3 separate regions of the Homo sapiens genome follow, and all the other regions are linked to region 1. The links are chromatin contacts, found by Hi-C or POLR2A ChIA-PET in ENCODE. All regions are on one chromosome and are shown on one strand. Each heading gives the region's core, a stretch centred on a gene start or an enhancer-like site at or near the end of the contact. The rest is flanking DNA. Distances are from core to core; before and after follow the strand shown. Region 1 holds the start of BABAM1 (BRISC and BRCA1 A complex member 1). Region 2 holds the start of MAP1S (microtubule associated protein 1S). Region 3 holds the start of F2RL3 (F2R like thrombin or trypsin receptor 3).

Region 1 (2,785 bases), core at 1-2,500:
CTTTGGGAGGCCGAGGCAGGTGGATCACCTGAGGTTGGAAGTTCGAGACCAGCCTGACCAACATGGAGAAACCCCGTCTCAACTAAAAATACAAAATTAGCCGGGCGTGGTGGCGCATGCGGATAATCCCAGCTACTCGGGAGGCTGAGGCAGGAGAATCGCTTGAACCCGGGAGGGGAGGCTGCGGTGAGCCGAGATCCCGCCACTGCACTCCATCCTGGGCAAAAAGAGCGAAACTCCGTCTCAAAAAAAAAAAAAAAAAAAAGATTGGTTACTAAGAAGGAAGAGGGGCGATGAGCCGCTTACTGATGATGAGTCACTCCTCTTAGGGAGTCACTTTCCTCAGCTGCAGAATGGCTGCCTTTTACACCTCTCAGCCGAGCAGCCACTCCGACATAAGATAACAGTCCCCCCTCTTTTTTCCTCTTTTTTTTTTTAACGTAGTGCTAGCCCCATGCCCCTACTCGGCCAGTGAGCACATCCCAGCTCTCTGGCCACTGAAAATGGCTCAGGGATGGGCACATGACCCAAATCAGGCCATTGAGTGGCAGCTCTGCAACTTCTAGCAGTGTCATCAAGGAAAAGAGACTCTCATTAGAGTTGCAGAGCTGGTAGAATAAAGTTGAGAGCTGTGAGGGGCCCCTTTTGCCTCGGTAAAAAGCGAAATGGTCTCCACCGAGAAAACTGCAGATCGAATTCTGACCACCTGGACCCAGCTCCTGTTAGACCCAATCTATAAGCCACCAACTTCCTTTTCTTCCTTAAGCCAGATTGAGTAGGGTTTTCTGTTACCTAAAACTGAAAATGTCTTGGTGAATAAGGGAATAATAACCTCTAGGACACCCTCGTCCCTAGCGGGTGTCTGCATGAGGGAGAAGCAAAATATTAGTACTGTGGTTCCCCTTGGAGAGAAACAGGACGCGAATGGAGCAGTTTGTCTATCTGGGAAATAGGCACGGGCTTCCCAAGATGGTCTTTGAGCGCCTTGCAGTCCCCACACCTCTAAGAAAAACAAGGCTTTAGCGGCAGCAAGAAGGATGGAGGCTACACTGCAGGAGAAACCAGAAATAAAGGCGGAAGCCCCAGGAAAGGCGAGGAGCTGGATCTCTTGGGGCAAAGGGAGCTGGGCCCCTAGGAACGGGCCCCACACGCTTTCACCACCCACCTTCGGCTCACCGTAGCCTGAACCTCCTTCTAAATCAGCCGCCGACTCACTAGGAAGCCGCCATCTTTACAGCCGGAAGTTGTACGGCGCAGCCCCGACGCCTCCTGGGAAATGTAGTTCAGCGGGCTGCAGAACAAGCAGAGACAGAAACTGGTTGAGGCTAGAAAGAACTTGGAAACTGATAGGCTGAAACTGGGTTGGGGGTGGGGTTTGGAGTGAGAGCTGCCTGGAGCTGGGTGCGGCGGGACCTGGAATGTGATTGGCTACACTGGAGCAAAGTATGAAATGTGATTGGATTAAAAAAATTAGTGAATTTTTGTTTTTGGCCGAATCAGACTACAATAGTCAGTGCTTCTACCGTGATAGGCTGAAACGTGGAATAGAGGTGGAGCTTGCAATGTGATAGGCTAAGAGGGACGGAGAAGGCCGATTTAGGGAAAGAGGAGGAGCTGATTGGTGATTGGTGGAGCTGGCCTGAGCCTCCATGTGGGGCAGGTATTCCCATGTGGGTGTGGCCTGAGCATCCAGGGCCCTTCCCAATTACTTAATTCTTGTTCCTTATTTTACATATATTTGCATGAATCAAAAAATACTTACTCTGGTCTTATTGGGTCACTGTAGGTGGAGCGAAGCTAAGTCGGGCCTATTTCAAGCCTACCTCTTTTTTCATGGCTTTTTTTTTTCTTATTTTTAGAGACAGGGTATCGCTCTGTCGCCCAAACTAGACTGCAGTCACGCGATCATGGCTAGTCACTACAGCCAAGCGATCGCTCAAGTAGCTGGGACTACAGGCGAGGACCACCGCATCAGACTACCCTAGGCTTCCTTCCTTTTTTTTTTATTTTTATTTTTTAGATGGAGTCTCACTCTGTCGCCCAGGCTGCCGTTGTCTTCTTAGTGCACACTTCCCCCTTAGCCCCAGAAGTATTTATTTATTTATTTTTATTTTTTTGAGACAAGAGTCTTGCTCTGTCGCCCAGGCTGGAGTGCAGTGGCTCAATCTCGGCTCACTGCAACCTCCACCTCCAGGGATCGAGCAATTCTCCTGCCTCAGCCTCCCAAGTAGCTGGGATTACAGGCATGCACCACCAGGCCCGGCTGAGATATATATAGTATTTTTAGTAGAGCTGGGTTTTTGTTGTGTTTTTTTTTTTCGTTTTTGTTTTTGTTTTTTTGAGATGGAGTCTCGCTGTGTCACCTAGAGCGGCTCTTTGAAGGCTCTAAGCCTTTGCCCAGGAAGTTCCTTCTGCCTGGAATGCTGTTCCTCCTGTTGCTTTTCTGGCAAGTTCTTTATGCTTCAAAGCTCACCTTACACAGCCCCTCCGGCTATTCTCGAATTAGAGCCTGGCCAATGTGGCCGGCTTCTTTGACCCTCAAAAAAAAAAAAACAACTGAGGAGTTGGGGGCAGTGGCTCACACCTATAATCCCAGCATTTTGGGAGGCTGAGGTGGGTGGATCACGAGGTCAGGAGTTAGAGATCAGCCTGGCCAATATGGTGAAACCCCGTCTCTACTAAAAATACAAAAAATTAGCTGGGTGTGGTGGCGCGCACCTATAATCACAGCTACTCAGAAGGCTGAGGCAGAAGAATTGCTTGAACCCAGGAGGTGGAGGTTGCA
Region 2 (2,785 bases), core at 139-2,638, 450 kb before region 1:
TAGCACCCCGTGGGTGGGGAGCGCCCCAGCCTCCTCCCTTCACTCACAGCTTGGAGACTCAGAAGTACCCAACACCTTCAGGTCTCGCTGCAGCTGAGCCAGGGGACCCAGAGCACACCTCATCATTTTACACACAAGATTCATCAGCAACAAAGCCTCCACCTCCTCCATCTCCACCTCCTCGCTGCTCCTATGCCCTGCCAGACCCGTTTCCACTCACCGCCCTTGCAACAGCTGTTTCCCCTGCCTGGAAGTCCATCCCCCTGCCGCCCCCACCTGTTCCTACTGGCCAGGGGGCCCTTCCCCCTCAGCACCTTCGGGTGCTAAGACTGACTGTCCTCTCAGTCCCTTGCAGCCTTCTCATCCTTCCTGACACCATGTGAGCTGGAAGCTTGTTCCATCTCCTCACTCGCTTTGGGTCCATCCCCAAACCAGACCTGTGTTGGCAGGGCTGAACCTGTCTATCATCCCGGCCATATCCCTGTGTCCACTGCCCAAAGGCCTGGCGCATAGCAGGTGCTCACTAAACACTCCTCAAGCACATGAACCGAGGTGCGTGTTCCTGTCCCATTTTACATGCAATGAAACGCCAGGTCCAGATGCTCCGAGGGATGGGGGATGAACACCCATCTCCACCCACGGGCGCATCACGCCCGCCAGTCCCACTGAGCCAAGTGGCTGCAGGTGAACCTGGCAGGTGCGCCTATGACTCACCTCCCTAGGTGCCAAATCCCCAGGGCAGGCCGCACCCGCCCACACCCCAATTAGCAGCTCCTTGTGAGGCAACAGAAAGCGGGCCCCGGGGCTCCAGGCCCAGCCTCCCCCATATCTGCTTCTCCCTCCGGGAGATCTCTATCTAAGCTGCTAAGACCTGGAGATCCAAAGCGACCCCAGGCCCTACCCCCGGGCAGGCCAGTCAGGCGGGAAGCGGAGCCGTGGTCCAACTGCAAGGGTCCCCAAGCCCAGGCCCGTGTCCCCTCCCCTATCTTCACCCGGAGTTGGGGCGGGGCAGCCCTGCCCAGCCCAGGCCCGGATGCCACTTTCTCCGCGGGCACCCACGGGCACCCCGCCTTTGCCCGCGTCGTGCGCCTAACGGTGAAGGGGACCCAGCCCCAGGCCCGCGACCCCCGCCCCGGAGCCCGGGTCCCGCCGCCGCCGCCGCCGCCGCCCCACCCCGCCGGCCCCGGGCCCAGACGCGCGAACGGGCCCGCCTCCCGGGCTCCCGCGGGCCCCCAGGCCAGCCCGACCTCTTTCGAGCTCCTCCAGGACGTAGGTGAGGAGCCCCGGGCTCCCGAACTCGCTGCCCACCACGAGGAGCAGTGAGCTCGGAGCCGCGGCAGCCCCAGATCCAGCCACCGCCGCCATCTTCGGGCCGCCCCGGCGTTCTCGGCGCCCGCCCCGCAGGCCCCGCCTCTTAAAGGGGCCGCACCGGAAGGGCTGAAGACCCCGCCCGGAACCACCGCATCCCCGCCCCTTTTTGTCGACCACTTACAGGCCCTTTGAGGTCGTGGAGAGCAGGGGATGCGGGCGTTAAAGGGGTTGGCCGACTCCTGGGTGTCCGCTTGGGAGCCGCCTCTCCCAAGTGACCATTCATTCATTTTTTTTTTCATTGAACAAGCTTTGATTGCGTGCCTGCTGCATGTAGGTCAGAACTCCTGCCCTCCAGGAACTCACATCACATGACAGTAGGCCGCATCAGAACCCGGTGCCTATGGATGCTCCCAGCTCTCTAGGTCAGGGCTTGAACAGAGAAAAGAAATCTATCTTGTAGGTAGGGCTTTAAGGGATGTGTAGGAGTTTGCCTTGTGGGTGGTGGGGCAAGAGCTGGTGAGGCAGAAGTTTACAGCAGGTGCAAAGTTTTAGAGGTAAGAAAGTACATGTGTGTTTGGGACACAACCGGAGCACTCTGGGCCTGCCTGGAACAGGGCAACACTTATTCTGCACCTCCTGTGCGCCAGGTATTTTATTGCATTAGCTCATTACATACAAGCACAAAGCGATGAGTTTTGTGCTTGTATGTAGGCACAGATGAGTAGGCACAGTTACTGTGGTCACTTTCAGAGGAAAGAAGAGGAAACTGAGATTTGGAGGGATGAAGTCACCAGGCCTGTAAGTGGTAGAGCAGGTTTGAACCCAAGTGGGTCTTACTCTAGATCCAGCCTGTGCAAGGGACTGCCTGCGTTGCGCACATGGGTACCTCTCTCTCCCCAGATAATCCTCTTTAGGCTTTTCTTTCCTTTCCTCCCCTCTCTTCTCCTCTCCTCCCCTCCCCTCCTCTCCTCTTCTCCCCTCCCCTCCCCTTCTCTCCCCTCTCCTCTCCTCTCCTCCCCTCCCCTCCCTTCCTCTCCCTCCCCTCCCCTCCCCTCCTCTCCCCTCTCCTCTCCTCTCCTTTCCTTTTCTTGAGATGGAGTCTCATTCTGCCGCCCAGGCTGGAGTGCAATGGCACAATCTCAGCTCACTGCAACCTCTGCCTCCCGGGTTCAAGCGATTCCCTTGCCTCAGCCTCCCAAGTAGCGGGATTATAGGTGTCCGCCACCATGCCCTGCTAATTTTTGTATTTTAGTAGAGATGAGGTTTCTTTTCTTTTCTTTTCTTTTCTTTTCTTTTCTTTTCTTTTCTTTTCTTTTCTTTTAGAGACAGAGTCTCGCTCTGTCGCCCAGGCTGAAGGGTAGTGGCGCGATCTCGGCTCACTGCAAGCTCCACCTCCCAGGTTCATGCCATTCTCCTGCCTCAGCCTCCCGAGTAGCTGGGACTACAGGCGCCCGCCACTGTGCCCAGCTAATTT
Region 3 (2,785 bases), core at 90-2,589, 380 kb after region 1:
CGGAGGCCAGCACCACTGCGGTCAGCCTCAGCGCGTGGCCGTAGCGCCGGCCGCTGGCCGCCAGCGTGTGCAGGGTGGCCCCGTAGCACAGCAGCATGGCCAGCAGGGGCAGGAAACAGCCCAACAGCGCCAGGCAGGTGAAGGCCGGTTGCCAGTGGGAGGCCTGTGCGTCCAGGGGCAGCGCGTCATGGCAGAGCACGCGATCGGAGCGCGCCAGCCGGAAGGTCTGCCGCTGCAGTGTCAGGGGCAGTGCCAGGGCGGCCGCCATGAGCCAAGCAGCCATGCAGAGTCCAAGGGCCAGGCGCCGGCCACGCAGGGCGCGGGCCCGCAGCGGGTGCACCAGGGCCAGGTAGCGATCCAGGCTGACGGCGGCCAGCAGCAGCACTGAGCCATACATGTGACCATAGAGTGCGGCCGTGGCCAGGCGGCAGGCGGCCTCCCCGAAGGGCCAGCGCTGGCCACGCAGGTGGTAGGCGATCCGCGGGGGCAGCGCCAGGGCCAGCAGGAGGTCAGCAGCCGCGAGGTTCATCAGCAGCATGGTGGAGGGCAGCCGAGGTGCCTGCGTGGCCAGCACCCACAGCGCCAGCCCATTGGCCGGCAGCCCCACCACCAGGACCAGCCCATAGAGGGCGGGCACCAGCCTGGTGGGCACCCAGCCCAGAAGCAGTGCCCGTGAGCTGTCCGGGAGCTCCAGGGTGTCACTGTCATTGGCACAGACTTGGCCTGGGTAGCCGCGGGGGGCAGGCAGGATTGAGGGCGTGCTGTCTGGGAGAGAGAGGGGACCTCAGTCAGCCCCTGCCTCGGCAGGTGACGAGAAGCAGCAGGGAGGGAGGTGCTCAGAGCCTGGGGTCTGCCCTGGTGGGAAACAGCTGGACATGACACTCAAGGGAATAGCCCAGCCCTATGGGGTCAGAGACGGGATACAGAGTGGGCTGGGCTGAAGCCCGCAACTTCCCGGCCTCCCCCTCCCCAGCTCCGGGCCCCCAGCTCCATCTCTGATGTAACCCCATCTCTGCACCCCAAAGCCAGGACCACTCACCATCACCACCTCCGGTGCTCCCGCTCTCGTCGTAGACGCTGGGGGTCTGGGTGCCGCCAGACAGGCTGAACCCCAGCACCAGGGGCCACAGGAGCAGTCGCCCCCACATGACTGCACTCAGGCTGCTCTGGGCTGTGGCCTCAGGCTTCCTGCCTCGCCGGACCCTGAGCCCCAGCTTCTGGAGCCGAGGCGGACGAGCAGATCGCGCCGGTAGAGATAAACCAGGAAGGCTGCCCCTGCCCCCGCAGACCCACCAGGGCCGCTTGCCAGCCAGCCCGTGGGAGGACTGGAGTGTGGGTTATGGAGACCGGGCTGCCCCACGTGGCTATATCCAGTGTGGCGCCTCCCAGGGACCCAGGTGCCAGGCCAGCAAGATGCAGGGGGGGGGGTCCCAGCTGCAGCCAGCACCCCCGGTCCCTGACCAGCCCAGGAAGCATCTGCGGTTCAAGTGGCCACTTCCTGCCAGCCGCTCACATCTGCAGCCACTGTTCTCACGACAGCCCTGTCCTCACCCCAATCCCCACGCCCATCACGGGCTCTGGGCCTTTCCTGAAGTCACCCCCCGACTTCCTATCTCTGGTGAGCAGGATAAGAAGAGCCCTGCTAGGCCAGGCACGGTGGCTCACGGCTGTAATCCCAACATTTTGGGAGGCCAAGGCAGGCAAATCACCTGAGGTTGGGAGTTTGAGACCGGCCTGACCAACATGGAGAAACCCCATCTCTCATAAAAATACAAAAATTAGCTGGGCTTGGTGGCAGATGCCTGTGGTCCCAGCTACTCAGGAGGCTGAGGTGGGAGAATTGCTTGAACCCAGGAGGTGGAGGTTGCAGTGAGCCGAGATCTTGCCACTGCACTCCAGCCTGGGCAACAGAGCGAGACTCGGCAAAAAAAAAAAAAAAAACCAAGGATGGGCGCCTCCCAGAGGGTAATAGCGAGGGTCCCTTCAGACCCCCAGAGCAGCACGAGCCCAGCGTCAGGGACTCTGGCTGAACCTCGAGAGCCCCTCAGCATCCTCGGCTGACCCCATACTCACAAGGCACCCCTGTATGAGTGCCTCACTTCACTCTTGCCCAGGGGACACACGGGCATCTGTAGGGGAGACAGTGATGCTGGGGACAGCACCTGCCGAGGACCGGGGGGACTTCGGGGTGTGTGGCTCGCCTGCTCTGACCTCTGACCCTGAGTGAGGTGGCCAGGTTGAAGGGTCCCCAAGCCAGCCTCCAGGGGGCCTCCCTCCTCTAGCCCCAGCACATCCCCACTCCTGGGTACCATTGGATGGGGGCTCATCGGGCAGATGAAGAAACTGAAGCTCGGGGGGGTACCCCTTCCCTCTTCTGCACAAGGCCCCTCAGTGTTGTCCCTCCCTGCCTCAGAGAGGCCTCAACCCGTCGTGCCCTGGGGGAGTCTGGTATGGGTGGTTCTGGCCCCAGTGTGCTCAGCGCTGGGCTACAGGGGATGGGGGACAGGGCTTGGGGGGGTCTGGGAGCAGGAGGGCCTAGTTGGGAGCCATGAGGATTGGGGAAAATAAAATGAACTAGGGATGGGGGAGGGAGGGGTCCAATGTGGCCGTTTCCTGCCTGGGGGAGCCCTAATCTCATCACACACTTGAGCACTCGGGGATCAGCCAGGAAGTGACTGAGCAGAGTCTTGGACAGAGTCAACACCCAGCTCCAGGAGGAGACACTGAAGCCTGGAGAGAGAGTCTAGCTGGGGCAGGGTCTCAGAGGCCCTGCTCCCATTTCTGG

The links. Hi-C counts contacts between places; a loop is a spot of excess contacts on that map. ChIA-PET counts read pairs that join two places held with the same protein, here RNA polymerase II (POLR2A). Pooled maps may share reads with other maps.
Region 2: a loop to region 1 is called in a pooled map, with 4 times the contacts of the local background. The contact joins the promoter of MAP1S here to the promoter of BABAM1 in region 1. A Hi-C loop is called at or near these places in 1 of 50 pooled maps. POLR2A ChIA-PET finds 5 or more read pairs at or near these places in 2 of 52 experiments (WTC11 and activated CD4-positive, alpha-beta T cell).
Region 3: a map with no recorded cell type shows a loop between it and region 1 (3-fold over the local background). The contact joins the promoter of F2RL3 here to the promoter of BABAM1 in region 1. A Hi-C loop is called at or near these places in 1 of 168 maps with a recorded cell type or tissue (endothelial cell of umbilical vein), 12 of 37 single-sample maps with no recorded cell type and 10 of 50 pooled maps. POLR2A ChIA-PET finds 5 or more read pairs at or near these places in 1 of 52 experiments (H1).

What each region holds. Positions count from the first base shown.
Region 1 is chr19:17,265,908-17,268,692 of GRCh38, reverse strand. BABAM1 (BRISC and BRCA1 A complex member 1) reads right to left here and starts at 1,250. Exons shown (of 9, transcript NM_014173.4): 1 at 1,166-1,250. RefSeq lists enhancers at 762-1,473, 981-1,480, 1,741-2,200.
Region 2 is chr19:17,718,083-17,720,867 of GRCh38, reverse strand. It overlaps MAP1S (microtubule associated protein 1S), which reads right to left and starts at 1,388. Exons shown (of 7, transcript NM_018174.6): 1 at 1,248-1,388. The coding sequence starts at 1,365. RefSeq lists enhancers at 197-346, 737-806 and a silencer at 1,157-1,206.
Region 3 is chr19:16,887,553-16,890,337 of GRCh38, reverse strand. It overlaps F2RL3 (F2R like thrombin or trypsin receptor 3), which reads right to left and starts at 1,339. Exons shown (of 2, transcript NM_003950.4): 1 at 1,040-1,339; 2 at 1-765. The coding sequence starts at 1,148. RefSeq lists an enhancer at 65-664.